Linked DNA regions of Homo sapiens: regions 2 and 3 are each linked to region 1. The links are chromatin contacts, found by Hi-C or POLR2A ChIA-PET in ENCODE. All regions are on one chromosome and are shown on one strand. Each heading gives the region's core, a stretch centred on a gene start or an enhancer-like site at or near the end of the contact. The rest is flanking DNA. Distances are from core to core; before and after follow the strand shown.

Region 1 (3,710 bases), core at 316-2,815:
CACCTGGCCTGTGCCTCCTCCCAGCTGCACTGAGTTACACCACGTACTCCCCTCGCCCTTCAACCCAGGGGTGGTGATAGCTCCCCTGGTTACTGGTTACTGGTTCCTGGGTTCCCGGGTGCCTCTGCATCCCTTGCTAATTACCTAGCCTGGAGCCCCGCCCACCCTTCATAGCTAGCGCTTCTTTCCTTCTCTCCAGAATTCTCTTCTCTCTGAGGGGTCTCTGCGAGGACCTACCTCAATGACCATCCCCCACCTCCAAGTAAAACCAGCAACTGTTGGTGCCAGCCCCAAATGGGCCCAGTGAGAGTCCAACAGAGATCTAACCCCGTGCTGGGGACAGCGGTATTAATTCAGAATTTTTTTTTTTTTTTTTTTTTTTGAGACGGAGTCTCGCTCTGTCGCCCAGGCTGGAGGGCAGTGGCGCGATCTCGGCTCACTGCAAGCTCCACCTCCCGGGTTCACGCCATTCTCCCGCCTCAGCCTCCCGAGTAGCTGGGACTACAGGCGCCGCCACCACGCCCGGCTAATTTTTTGTATTTTTATTAGAGACGGGGTTTCACCGTGTTAGCCAGGATGGTCTCGATCTCCTGACCTGGTGATCCGCCTGCCTCGGCCTCCCAAAGTGCTGGGATTACAGGCATGAGCCACCGGGCCCGGCCTAATTCAGAAAATTTAAGGCAAATCCTGTCATTGGGAGCAGTGTGAAGCTCAACCAAGAGGGCAACAATTGGATTCTTACAAACAGCTCTGGGGCTGCCTGGCAATGCACATCTCCACGTTGCCCCACTTACAGCGCCTGCCTTAGAACGCGCTGTCTTCCGGTCTCTTACACTGCAGTGTGAATGGCGCTCCCCAGAGTTGTGCAGCATGAGAACCTGGTGAGCTGAGCTGTCATTTGTGACTGACAGGCTGCTCTAAAGCTAGCTAGACTTTGCTAGAAGCTCCCCCAGAGCACAATAAGAAAAAAGAGATCAGAGAATCTTGGAAAAGGGCTTGGCCTCATTCATTCATTCATCCATTCATGCATTCAGCAATTCATTATTGAGGACCTGCTTCCAACAGGTCCAGGGGGAGTGCTAGAAAACATGTGAGAAGAAGCAAAAGACCTACAGCTCAATAACAAAAAACCAAATAACCCAATTAAAAAATGGGCAAAGGTCTGTCAGAATTCGATAGAAATAAACATGGGCAAAGGGGCCAGGCGCGGTGGCTCATGCCAGTAATCCCAACACTTTGGGAGGCCGAGGCAGGCAGATCACAAGGTCAGGAGTTCAAGACAAGCCTGGCCAACATAGTGAAACACCACCTCTACTAAAAATACAAAAAATTAGCTCGGCGTAATGGTGAACGCCTGTAATACCAGCTACTCGGGAGGCTGAGCCAGGAGAATTGCTTGAACCGGGGAGGCAGAGGTTGCAGTGAGCTGAGATCGCGCCACTGCACTCCAGCCTGTGTGACAGAGCGAGATTCTGTCTAAAAAAAAAAAAAAAAAAAGTCACTAATCGTCAAGGAAATGCAAATGAAAACCACAATGAGATACCACCTGACACCTGTGAGGTGTGGCCATCATCAAAAACAAAAGAAAACAAAGGTTGGTGAGTGTGTGGAGAACAGGGGAACCCTGGTACGTTGTTGGTGAGAATGGAAATTGGTGGATAGCCACTGTGGAAAACAGCAGGGAGCTTCCTCAAAAAATGAAAAACAGAACTACCATATATGATCCAGCAATCGCACTTCTGGGAACATATCCAAAGGAATTGAAATCAGGATCTAGAGAAGAGATCTGCACTGTCATGTTCACTGCAGGACTGTCCACAACTGTCAAGATACAGAATCGGCCCAATTGTCCCTCAGCAGATGAATGGATAAAGAAAATGTGATATATACACACAATGGAACACCATTCCAAAGTGGTGTCCTTTACGCCTTTACAAAGAAGGGAATCCTGCTCTTTGCAGCATCGTGGAGGAACTGGAGGGCATGTGTGCTAAGTGAAATAAACCAGGCACAGGAGGACAGATACTGCATAATACCACTTCTATGAGGAATCTAAAATAATCAAACTCATAGAAACAGAAAGTGGAATGGTGGTTGCCAAGGGCTGAAGGGAGGGGGAAGTGGGGAGGTATTGGTCAAAGGGAACGAAGTTTCAGGTATGCAAGATGGAAAAACCCTTGAGAAGTACCATACGCATAATGACCATAGTTAACAATATTACAGTATATACTTAAGATTTGCTAAGCATGGAGATGTTATTATCACACACAATCGTAATAACAAATAACTGGGGCGGGAGGAAACTTTTGAAGGAGATGGAAAGGTTTATGGCATAGACTATGATGTTATCCCCAGGAGCAATTTGGGGAGGTTCAGACTCTTGGAGCCAGACGCTGCATGACCCCTAAACTGAAATTTCTAATCTTGTAGCTAATTTGTTAGTCCTGCAAAGGCAGTCTGGTCCCCAGGCAAGAAGGAGGTCTTTTCAGGAAAGGGCTGTTACCAATTTTGTTTCAGAGTCAAGCCATGAACTGAATTCCTTCCCAAAGTTAGTTTGACTTACGTTCAGGAATGAACAAGGACAACTTAAAGGTTAGAAGCAAGATAGAGTCGGTTAGGTCTGATTTCTTTCACTGCCATCATTTCTCCTGTTAAAATTTTGCAAAGGCAGTTTCAGTATGGTTTCACGGGTGTATGCTCATCCCCACACTCACCGAGTTGTATGTGTTAAATATGTACGGCTTCTTGTATGTAACCACCCAACAGGTTCACCACGCCCACTGCCTAGACAGGGCCAATTGATCAAGATAGGGCCAATTGATCAAGACAGGGGAAATGCAATGGAGAAAGAGTAATTTACACAGAGCCAGCTGTGCGGGAGCCCAGAGTTTCATTTTTATTCAAATCAGTCTCCCTGAATATTTGGGAATCAGAGTTTTTAAAGATAATTTGGCGAGTGGGGGCTTGGGAAGTGGGGAGGGCTGATTGGTGGGGCTGGAGATGGAATCACAGGGGGTTGAAGTGAGGTTTTCTTGCTGTTTTCTGTCCCTGGGTGGGATGGCAGAACTGGTTGAGCCAGATTACCTGTCTGGGTGGTGTCAGCTGATCCATGAGTGCAGGGTCTGCAACATATCTCAAGCACTGATCTTAGGTTTTACGATAGTGATGTTATGCCCAGGAGCAATCTGGGGAAGGTTCATACTCTTGGAGCCAGAGGCTGCATGATCCCTAAACTGAAATTTTTTTTTTTTTTTTTTTTTTGTGAGACGGAGATTTACTCTTGTTTCCCAGGCTGGAGTGCAATGGCACAATCTCGGCTCACCACATCCTCCACCTCCCAGGTTCAAGCGATTCTCCTGCCTCAGCCTCCCGAGTAGCTGGGATTAAAGGCATGTGCCACCATGCCCGGCTAATTTTGTATTTTTAGTAAAGGCGGGGTTTCACCGTGTTGCCCAGGCTGATCTCGAACTCCTGACCTTCCTGACCTCAGGTGATCCGCCCGCCTCGACCTCCCAAAGTGCTGGGATTACAGGCATGAGCCACTGTGCCTGGCCCTAAACTGTAATTTCTAACCTTGTAGCTAATTTGTTAGTCCTGCAAAGGCAGTCTGGTCCCCAGGCAAGAAGGGGGTCTTTCTGGGAAAGGGCTCTTATCAATTTTGTTTCAGAGTCAAACCATGAACTGAATTCCTTCCTAAAGTTAGTTCGGCC
Region 2 (3,710 bases), core at 396-2,895, 190 kb before region 1:
TTGAGGAAATTGAGCCTCAGTTTCCTCATCTGTAAAGTGGGGTTGTTATGACGATAAGACAGGATAAAACACATGAAACAGCCAGCATTTTACCACTTTTAACCTACAGAACGGCAGTTTGACATGGCTCACTCAAGTATGTCCATCATGGAGATGCCTCAGTGAGGTGCTGGGACATGGTAGACTCAGTAATGTTCCCTTCCTCTCCTCCAGCCCTCAGTGTTGAAGGCTTTGTCATCCTGAATGGCGACGAATGGGAAGTGAGCTCTGAAACTGAAACCACCATTTGGGGACAAAAGCTGGCATTGTAGTTGTGGCTCTCTGGGAAGGTCTCATCTGTCTTCTCGGGGCTGTTCCCTAAAGCTGTCATTACGCTGGCTTTGCGGCAGGGGTGCAGCAGCAGTGGGTGGTGATGCGGCTGCTCTTGAGTGGCCTGGTGGGGTCATTTCAGTTTCAAGGCCTTGGAGAGTGTGCTTAGCAGGTGGGGCCTAAGATTTGCATTTCAGCTGCCCAGGTAGTCAAGAAGCGGTATAGCAAAGCGGCTGTGAGCCCATTCTCTGGAGTCCTGCTGGCTGGGTTTGAACCCCAGGTCTGCCTCTTGCCTGCTGGTGCACTCAGCCAAGTTACTTCATCTGTCTGCCTCGATTTCTTCATCTCTAGTGGTTTCTACCTCAGAGACTCTGGGAGCCACAAACAGGATCCCACTTCTTGAACAATGCCTAGAACAAATAAGCAATTTCTATGCTGTAGAGAGTGTTTGCTTACTTAAAATAATGCTTATTAAAAATTGGCGGGTGCAGTGGCTCATACCTTTAATCCCAGCACTTTGGGAAGCCAAGGTAGGAGGATCATTTGAGCCCAGGAGTTCAAGACCAGCTTGGGCAAGATAGTGAGACCCCATCTCTCAGAGAGAGAGAGAGGGAGGGAGGGAGGAAGGGGGAGAGAGAGAGAGAGAGAGAGAGAGAGAGAGAGAAGATAGAAAGAAAGAAAAAGAAAGAAAATCAAGATGAGCTGTGATTAATAAGTAGGGCCTGATTATTGGAACTTGGCATTGGATATAATTAAGTTGATCAGAATTTCTCATGACTGGAGAGTCAGACAGTCTGCCCATTGTGCTGTGTGACCTTGGGCAAATAACTTAACTTCTCTGAGCCTCATTCCTGTGTAAAATGGGTGTAGGAAGTGAGGAATTAGGTTTATAAGAAGGGTTGTGAGGAGGAAGTCAGAGGCTGCTTCTGGGAGGGCCTAATCCTGGTGCCTGGGTCTCCCGTAGGAGCTGCTGTCGTGAGTGTGTGGCTAAATTGTGGGGAGCTCCCTGGGTTTCGCATCCTCTTTAAATTAGCGGTGGCATGTGTCAGAAAAAGGACCCCCCGCCCCCTGGGCTCTTCACTGATGCATTTTGCCCTGGAGCTTTTTGCAGCCTGGGAACAGGAATGTGCTTTATACAAGATTTAATTTTGGGATAAATTCTTGAGGAACAGGAGGAGGGCTTTTATACCAAAAAATGGATTGTTCTGGAAGGCTTTTCTTTGTCACTGCCCGGTCGCCGTGACTGTGGACCATGGGACCCTTTCAGCCCCGAGGCCTTTCGGCAAGCCTTCCTGAGTGGCCTCTGCATCATTGCTTGCTGAGCGGATGGTACTGCACGGTTGCCATGGTAGCAGCAGGATGTGGTTCCTATGGTGATGGTCGGCAGTGGCAGGAAGACAGCAGAGGTTTTAGTTATCTGGTGGCTTCGCATTTGCCACCCCCCCCCGAATAGCAAACACGAGCTGCCCCCGCTGTCGTTCTGCTCTGTAGAACCACCGGTGACCGCCAAGGTCGGCTGCCTCCCTGAAATGCCACTGCAGGTTCTTGGAAGGACTGGGTTGCAACAATAGCATTTCTGCTTCCAGAAGAGGAGGGGGCTGAGTGTCTCTAAGGGTGCGTCACCTGAGGGGAGGGTGCTTATATTCACACTCTGAACCTAGCAGGTCGAGTCTGTGCGGAGCTTCTTCAAAAAGCCCCTCCCTGGAGTGAATTTTCTTTTCCTTCTAAGTCTTGTGTATTTGTAGACAGATGTGGGATGATGAGCTAACAGGAGAAACCAATTGGCTTTTGAAGCTCCTATGATACCTTGTAGATTTCAAAATGGCCAGTTTAGGGGGTCAGTTGGGTTTTCAAACATAAGATACTTTTCTACAATTGGGAGTTGGCCGAGATTAGGGAAAGGAGAAAGGTATCCTGAGTGTTCCCTTGTCTTTTTGGTATCCTATATCTTACAGATAGAATTTCTCCAAGAAAGGCCAGTGTCTGATACAGTGAAATGCAGGGTACAGAATATTGTTTCCTTTTTATCCAGGAAGGCGAGAAGAAAAGCGTATAAGCAGGATTTCAGAGGTGCTGTTACAATTTAAGAGTAAATCTGATATTTAGGAGCCAAGTGCAGACGGATGAGGTTTCTGCTTGTCCATTCACACTTGATAAGGCTGCCACTGCCTAAGACAAGGGAAATGTCAGACATCTTTGCTTCTAGCTGGAATCCTATCAACCCAGTGTGGCAACACCGATTCGCCCACGATGATCAGGAGCTCCCATTGGCGATCGATGATGTCACTGGGTTTCCTGGAGTGTGATTGGTGGGTTGGGCCCTGTCATCAGAGCCCTAAGCCAGGTGGCCACACCTGGATTGACACAGGAGGGACACAGCTTCAGTGCTGCTCCATCCACTGAAGCACACCCAGAGCTCCCTGAGGGTCTATGCAGTGCCCAGTAGAGTTCTCCTTCTCACTTGAAGTAGCCAGAGGCCAGAGGGGTGTCTTCTGGCATAGCCATGGGGTGCCTGGGCCTGGATTTTTGTTAGAAGGGTGCCATTTAGTGAGCACTGCATACTGTGATAGACTTTTCTTCTTTTTGAATTTTGAAAAGTAAAAAGAATAAACACACAATTTAGCATACCCAATCAGTAGGACATGTGGCTTCACCACCTACTGATGTCAAGATGCCTTCCAGGTTGGTTAACAAATAAACAAGCAAACAGGAAGCAAAAGCCACAAAGATTAGTATCATAAAATCGCATTTCTACCGCCCCGACTAGAGCATTGTTAGTATGTTGTCCTCTTTGCTTTGCCTTTTTTTTAAGTGAAAGAAATAAAACATTACTGGAAAAGGTATAATTACTTGACATTCACCTCTAATTTACTACCCACCTCCAGGTACCCCCTTATTGTAAGTCCCTTGTGCATCTTCACATTTAAAATATTTTTACACACACACACACATAATCATAAACAATATATAACATTTCTTTGTATATGGTTTTTTTTTCTTTTTTTGAGACAGTGTCTCATTCTGTCACCCAGGCCGGAGTGCAGTGGTTTGATCACAGCTCACCGCAGCTTTGACCTCTGAGGCTCAAGTGATCCTCCCACCTCAGCCCCCCAAGTAGCTGGGACTACAGGCACGCATCACCACATCTGGCTAATTTTTTGGTAGAGACAGGACTTCGCTATGTTGCCCAGACTGGCCTCGAATTCCTGGGCTCAAGTGATCCTCCTGCCTTGGCCTCCCAAAGTGCTGGGATTCCAGGTGTGAGCTACCGCGCTTTGCTTTGTGTATGTTTTTAAAGTTCCCTTGCAGCTTGCCTTTTTCCACCCTATCCGACGATGCTCATGTGTTGGAGATCTCTCCGTTGATTCCTGAATATCTAGTTCATTTCTTTTGATTACTGT
Region 3 (3,710 bases), core at 724-3,223, 170 kb before region 1:
TGCGTGATCTTGAGAGGCAGGTGAAACTGGCCTGCATCTGGGAATAGGGTCTGCAGGAGTGTGTTTTTCTGGACCTTCATCTGAGGGTCGTATTCTCCATCTGTGTTAGATTGGGCTGCCATAACAAAACACCATAGACTGGGTGGCTTAAACCACAGGCATTTATTGTTTCAGAGTTCCAGGTCAAGGTGCTGGCCTGGCTGGGTTTGGGTGAGGGCCCTCTTCCTGGCTTGCAGACAGCCACCTTCTCACTGTGTCCTCACATGGTAGAGAAAGAGAGCACTCTGGCCTCTCTTCTTATGAGGACATTTATCCTGTCATGGGGGCCCCAACTTCATGACCTCCTCAAACCCTAATCACCTCCCAAAGGCCCCACCTCCACATACCATCACATTGCAGGGTCGGGGGTTCAACAGAGGAATTTCCGGGAGGCACAAACATACAATCCATAGCACCGTCCCTAGCACGGAAGAACAGAGAGAAGGAACGGTTTACATTGCAGCAGTATGTAGCTTGACTTGTGGCTTCACTCTCTGGGGGATTGTGAATTCTGCCCCAGGCCTAGCGAGAGGCCGCTTGGGAGCCAGTCCGTTCCACGGGGTGCTGGTCTGAGCCCTGCCCGCTGGAGCCCATGAGGTGGCAAGGGCCCAGGCCTGGCTGGTGGCACTGTGTGTCACTGCTTTTCTGCTGATGGCTTGCTGTGTGGCCTTGAAGTTGCTTCGCTCCAGGTGAGCGCATCTGAGAGGTGGGCTGGGTCTGACTTTGGGAATCTGAAGACTGTGTGGTTCTGAGATGGCAAAGTGACACCTGTGGGCCAGCTTCCTGGCTGGAAGACACCCTCTCCTCCCTTCCCTAATCATGTCCAGTGCTACACGGCAGCCGGAGAGCGCTCTTTGTTGGTCCCGTGAGAACATTCAGAAACAATCATACCCACCCCTGTAGCTGGCTGCTTATTGCCAAGGCGTTGCGTTGGCTAGTGTCCCCACATTGAAGTTCAGGGCCGCCCAGGGCTCCCTGCTGCGTCCTGGGCCAGCCTGTGACCTCCCTTTTCCAGCAGAGCAGCAGGACTGAGGGCGCTGAAAGGAAGGGGGGTCAGGGTCGTGGGGGTAAGATCTGACCCTTGGAGCCAGACAGCCTGTGTTCAATTCCTGGCTTTTATCTATGACCATGGGCTAGTCACTTCCCCCCGTTCCTCAGTTTCCCCACCTAGAGCTAAGGTGAGGATAAAACAAGCTACTATCTTAGAACAGTGCCTGGCTTCTATATCAGGCCTAACAAAGGATGGGGATTTAATTTTCTGAAACAAAGAGAAATTTTTATTTGGCTCAGGCAGTCTTTCCTTCCAAGGAGATAACTAAGTTTGAGTCATTGTTTAAAAAATCAACTTCCACTAGTCCAGCTATGACCCCTGAAATGCCTTCCATTTCACCTTCTACTTTCTGTCTAAAGAAGAGGGTTTACTGAGCTAATTGCAGGTCTGAATCGTATTATCGGGAAAAGGTTTATCTTACTTGGGAGAACACAGCTATTTTAAGGAGCTTTAGCACATTTTTATTGCATCCACCTGGCATGAGAAATCTCCATTGTGAGCCTCCTTGGGGTACCCATTCCCATTAGAAAACAGTTCATCAGCCCAGAAGAGGGGAAAGGAGAGAGAGAAGGAAGGGCAAACGCTGGACACGCAGGGGTCCCCCCGCCCCAATTATCCATCATTTGTGGGGTTCCACATGCACCTAGTGCACAGTGAGTGTGAACTCACGGAGACAGACTCAAGTCATGTGCACGCATCCCTTTTCAATGTGGGTGCTGGGCAGAGGGGTGGCTTCAGCTCTCAAATGAGACCGAGGCTGGAGGGTCATGCAAGTGAAAAATACTCAATTTTTTAATTGCAAAGTCTCTTTGGTGCTATGTGTGTGGCGTGAACACGTGAGGGCATTATTTTGAAAGAATTACTGATAGGACTCTGTCTCATCCTCAGGGGGTAAGTGTGTGTGTGTGTGTGCGCGCACACAGGAAACCTCTTGTTTTTAAATATTTCCTTCTCCAAACAGCCTGCCGCTGACCTTCCCGGCCTCTGTGTGGCTCTCAGGCCACCTCCTTATTGCTATATCTTGGAGCCTAAGGACTTCTATTTCTGCTCTGGGTCCAGTGCAGGGTGCCAGGACCACCACAGGGGTGCATGTGTGCATGTGTGTGTGCCTGTGTGTGTGTGTGTATGTTTGAATATGTGTGGTGTATGGGTATTTGTATGTGTGTATATGTTTGTGGAATGTTGTGTGTATATGTGCATGTGTGTGTGTGCGTGTATTTGTGTATGTGTGGAGTGTTGCGTGTGTGCACGTGTGTGTGGAGAGGGTGTATGTGTGAGATGTGTGTATGCCATGTGTGTGCGTGCATGGAGGGCTCTGCTTCCGGTTTCTGGGGTTGAGTAACTTTATGAGTGGTACTTAAAACCCTTCTGTTGTCCACAGGACAAAGTTCAACCCCTCATTTTTTTGGCAGAGAAGGCTGCCAAATTGGGGCCAGACTCAATCTTTTCATTTTCATCTCCTGCCAGTTCCTTACCAGACACCCTGTGCTCCAGCCACAAACGACCTTTTGCTGTTGCCCAAAAGAGCCCATGATCTTGTAAACTCCTAGACTCCTAGAAGATGCCAGGCCCACAGCCAGGGTTCCCCTTTCCGCTTTCCCTGCTCAGCTCATACTGGTGCGAAACTCTCCCAGGCCTGCCCTCCTCCCTGCAGGGTGCCTTAGCTTCTTCCATCCTTTGAGACAGGCTGACCACAGGTACTGTGGTGTTTGATTTAATGCATTCGTTATCTCAGGATTTGCTGCGCTTCTAGAGAAGTCCTGCAGACGAACCCGTCCTTGTATCACCAGCGCCTAGCATGGTGCCTGGAAGAGGGTGGGTGCTTGATGCTTCTCGCAGTGAAGGAGCAGAAGCTTAGGTTCTGTACTAAGATGATGCTTATATTGTGTAGCTAAAAGGGACCGTGCACACAACAGTGACAACATCAGTAATAACGTTTACTGAGCGTCTCCTGTGTGAAGAGTCCCTGTGCTCAGTGCTCTATGAATGGCATTTAATCCACACAGCTTATGTGGCGAGCTCCAGCATCCTCCTCCATCTACAGATGGAAGCATGAGGCTGGAGAGAAGTGACTTGGTCCAGACCACACAGCACGGGGCGGACCTGCGATGCTCACGGTAAAACTAGGGCAAGTTACTACTTGACTGATCTGCTTCTGTTCTAGAATCCGAACCCTCCTCAGCATTGTTTCCAAATGATGGTGGTTTTCAAGCTCCAAACGCCCAGCTTACCTGGGCATAGAAGCCTTCCTGCCGGCCCTCCCGTGGGCCCCAGGGTCTTTGCACAGGATTTTCCACACACAGTACAAGTCTGGGTCTCGGCTGAATGAGCGAGCACGGGATTCCCACATGCCTGTAAGAGAATTGCTAAATTTGCTTCAAGCGGTGTCACCCCCTCACTGCAGGTAGATCTAGTGAACTCAGGGAGAATCCACCGTGACCTACATCAGAAGGAAGTGGGACGGGGCGGTGGGTGGGGAAAACGCAAATGGCGCTCGCTGTGAATAGCAGTGTTGGAGAACATCACAGCCAGCAGTCGAGGATGAAAGGCATTTGATTTATAATAGACTCTCAAATTCACCCTGGTTCTTACGAGTTATCGTGTCTCCTGAAACCTCGTG

The links. A loop is a pair of places that touch in the nucleus more often than their neighbours do. ChIA-PET counts read pairs that join two places held with the same protein, here RNA polymerase II (POLR2A). Pooled maps may share reads with other maps.
Region 2: a loop to region 1 is called in a map of CD8-positive, alpha-beta T cell, with 4 times the contacts of the local background. The contact joins two enhancer-like sites. A Hi-C loop is called at or near these places in 3 of 168 maps with a recorded cell type or tissue (CD4-positive, alpha-beta memory T cell, CD8-positive, alpha-beta T cell and naive thymus-derived CD4-positive, alpha-beta T cell), 3 of 37 single-sample maps with no recorded cell type and 10 of 50 pooled maps. POLR2A ChIA-PET finds 5 or more read pairs at or near these places in 3 of 52 experiments (BJ, CD4-positive, alpha-beta T cell and GM12878).
Region 3: a loop to region 1 is called in a map with no recorded cell type, with 9 times the contacts of the local background. The contact joins two enhancer-like sites. A Hi-C loop is called at or near these places in 1 of 168 maps with a recorded cell type or tissue (ovary), 1 of 37 single-sample maps with no recorded cell type and 2 of 50 pooled maps. POLR2A ChIA-PET finds 5 or more read pairs at or near these places in 2 of 52 experiments (BJ and CD4-positive, alpha-beta T cell).

The regions. Positions count from the first base shown.
Region 1 is chr16:81,713,931-81,717,640 of GRCh38, forward strand. No RefSeq gene overlaps it. Among named protein-coding and RNA genes, the nearest start is that of PLCG2, 64 kb to the right of the region's middle. RefSeq lists an enhancer at 1-336 and a silencer at 3,210-3,433. Within about 2 kb of position 1,566, at least 5 of the 41 ENCODE cell types and tissues checked have a DNase peak (open chromatin) inside an H3K27ac peak, as active enhancers do; they include CD4-positive, alpha-beta T cell and CD8-positive, alpha-beta T cell, where a contact is called at or near this core.
Region 2 is chr16:81,519,631-81,523,340 of GRCh38, forward strand. All of the region lies in intron 1 of CMIP (c-Maf inducing protein), which reads left to right. Among named protein-coding and RNA genes, the nearest start is that of MIR7854, 12 kb to the right of the region's middle. RefSeq lists an enhancer at 1-394. Within about 2 kb of position 1,646, at least 9 of the 41 ENCODE cell types and tissues checked have a DNase peak (open chromatin) inside an H3K27ac peak, as active enhancers do; they include CD4-positive, alpha-beta T cell and CD8-positive, alpha-beta T cell, where a contact is called at or near this core.
Region 3 is chr16:81,542,443-81,546,152 of GRCh38, forward strand. All of the region lies in intron 1 of CMIP (c-Maf inducing protein), which reads left to right. Among named protein-coding and RNA genes, the nearest start is that of MIR7854, 10 kb to the left of the region's middle. Within about 2 kb of position 1,974, at least 4 of the 41 ENCODE cell types and tissues checked have a DNase peak (open chromatin) inside an H3K27ac peak, as active enhancers do.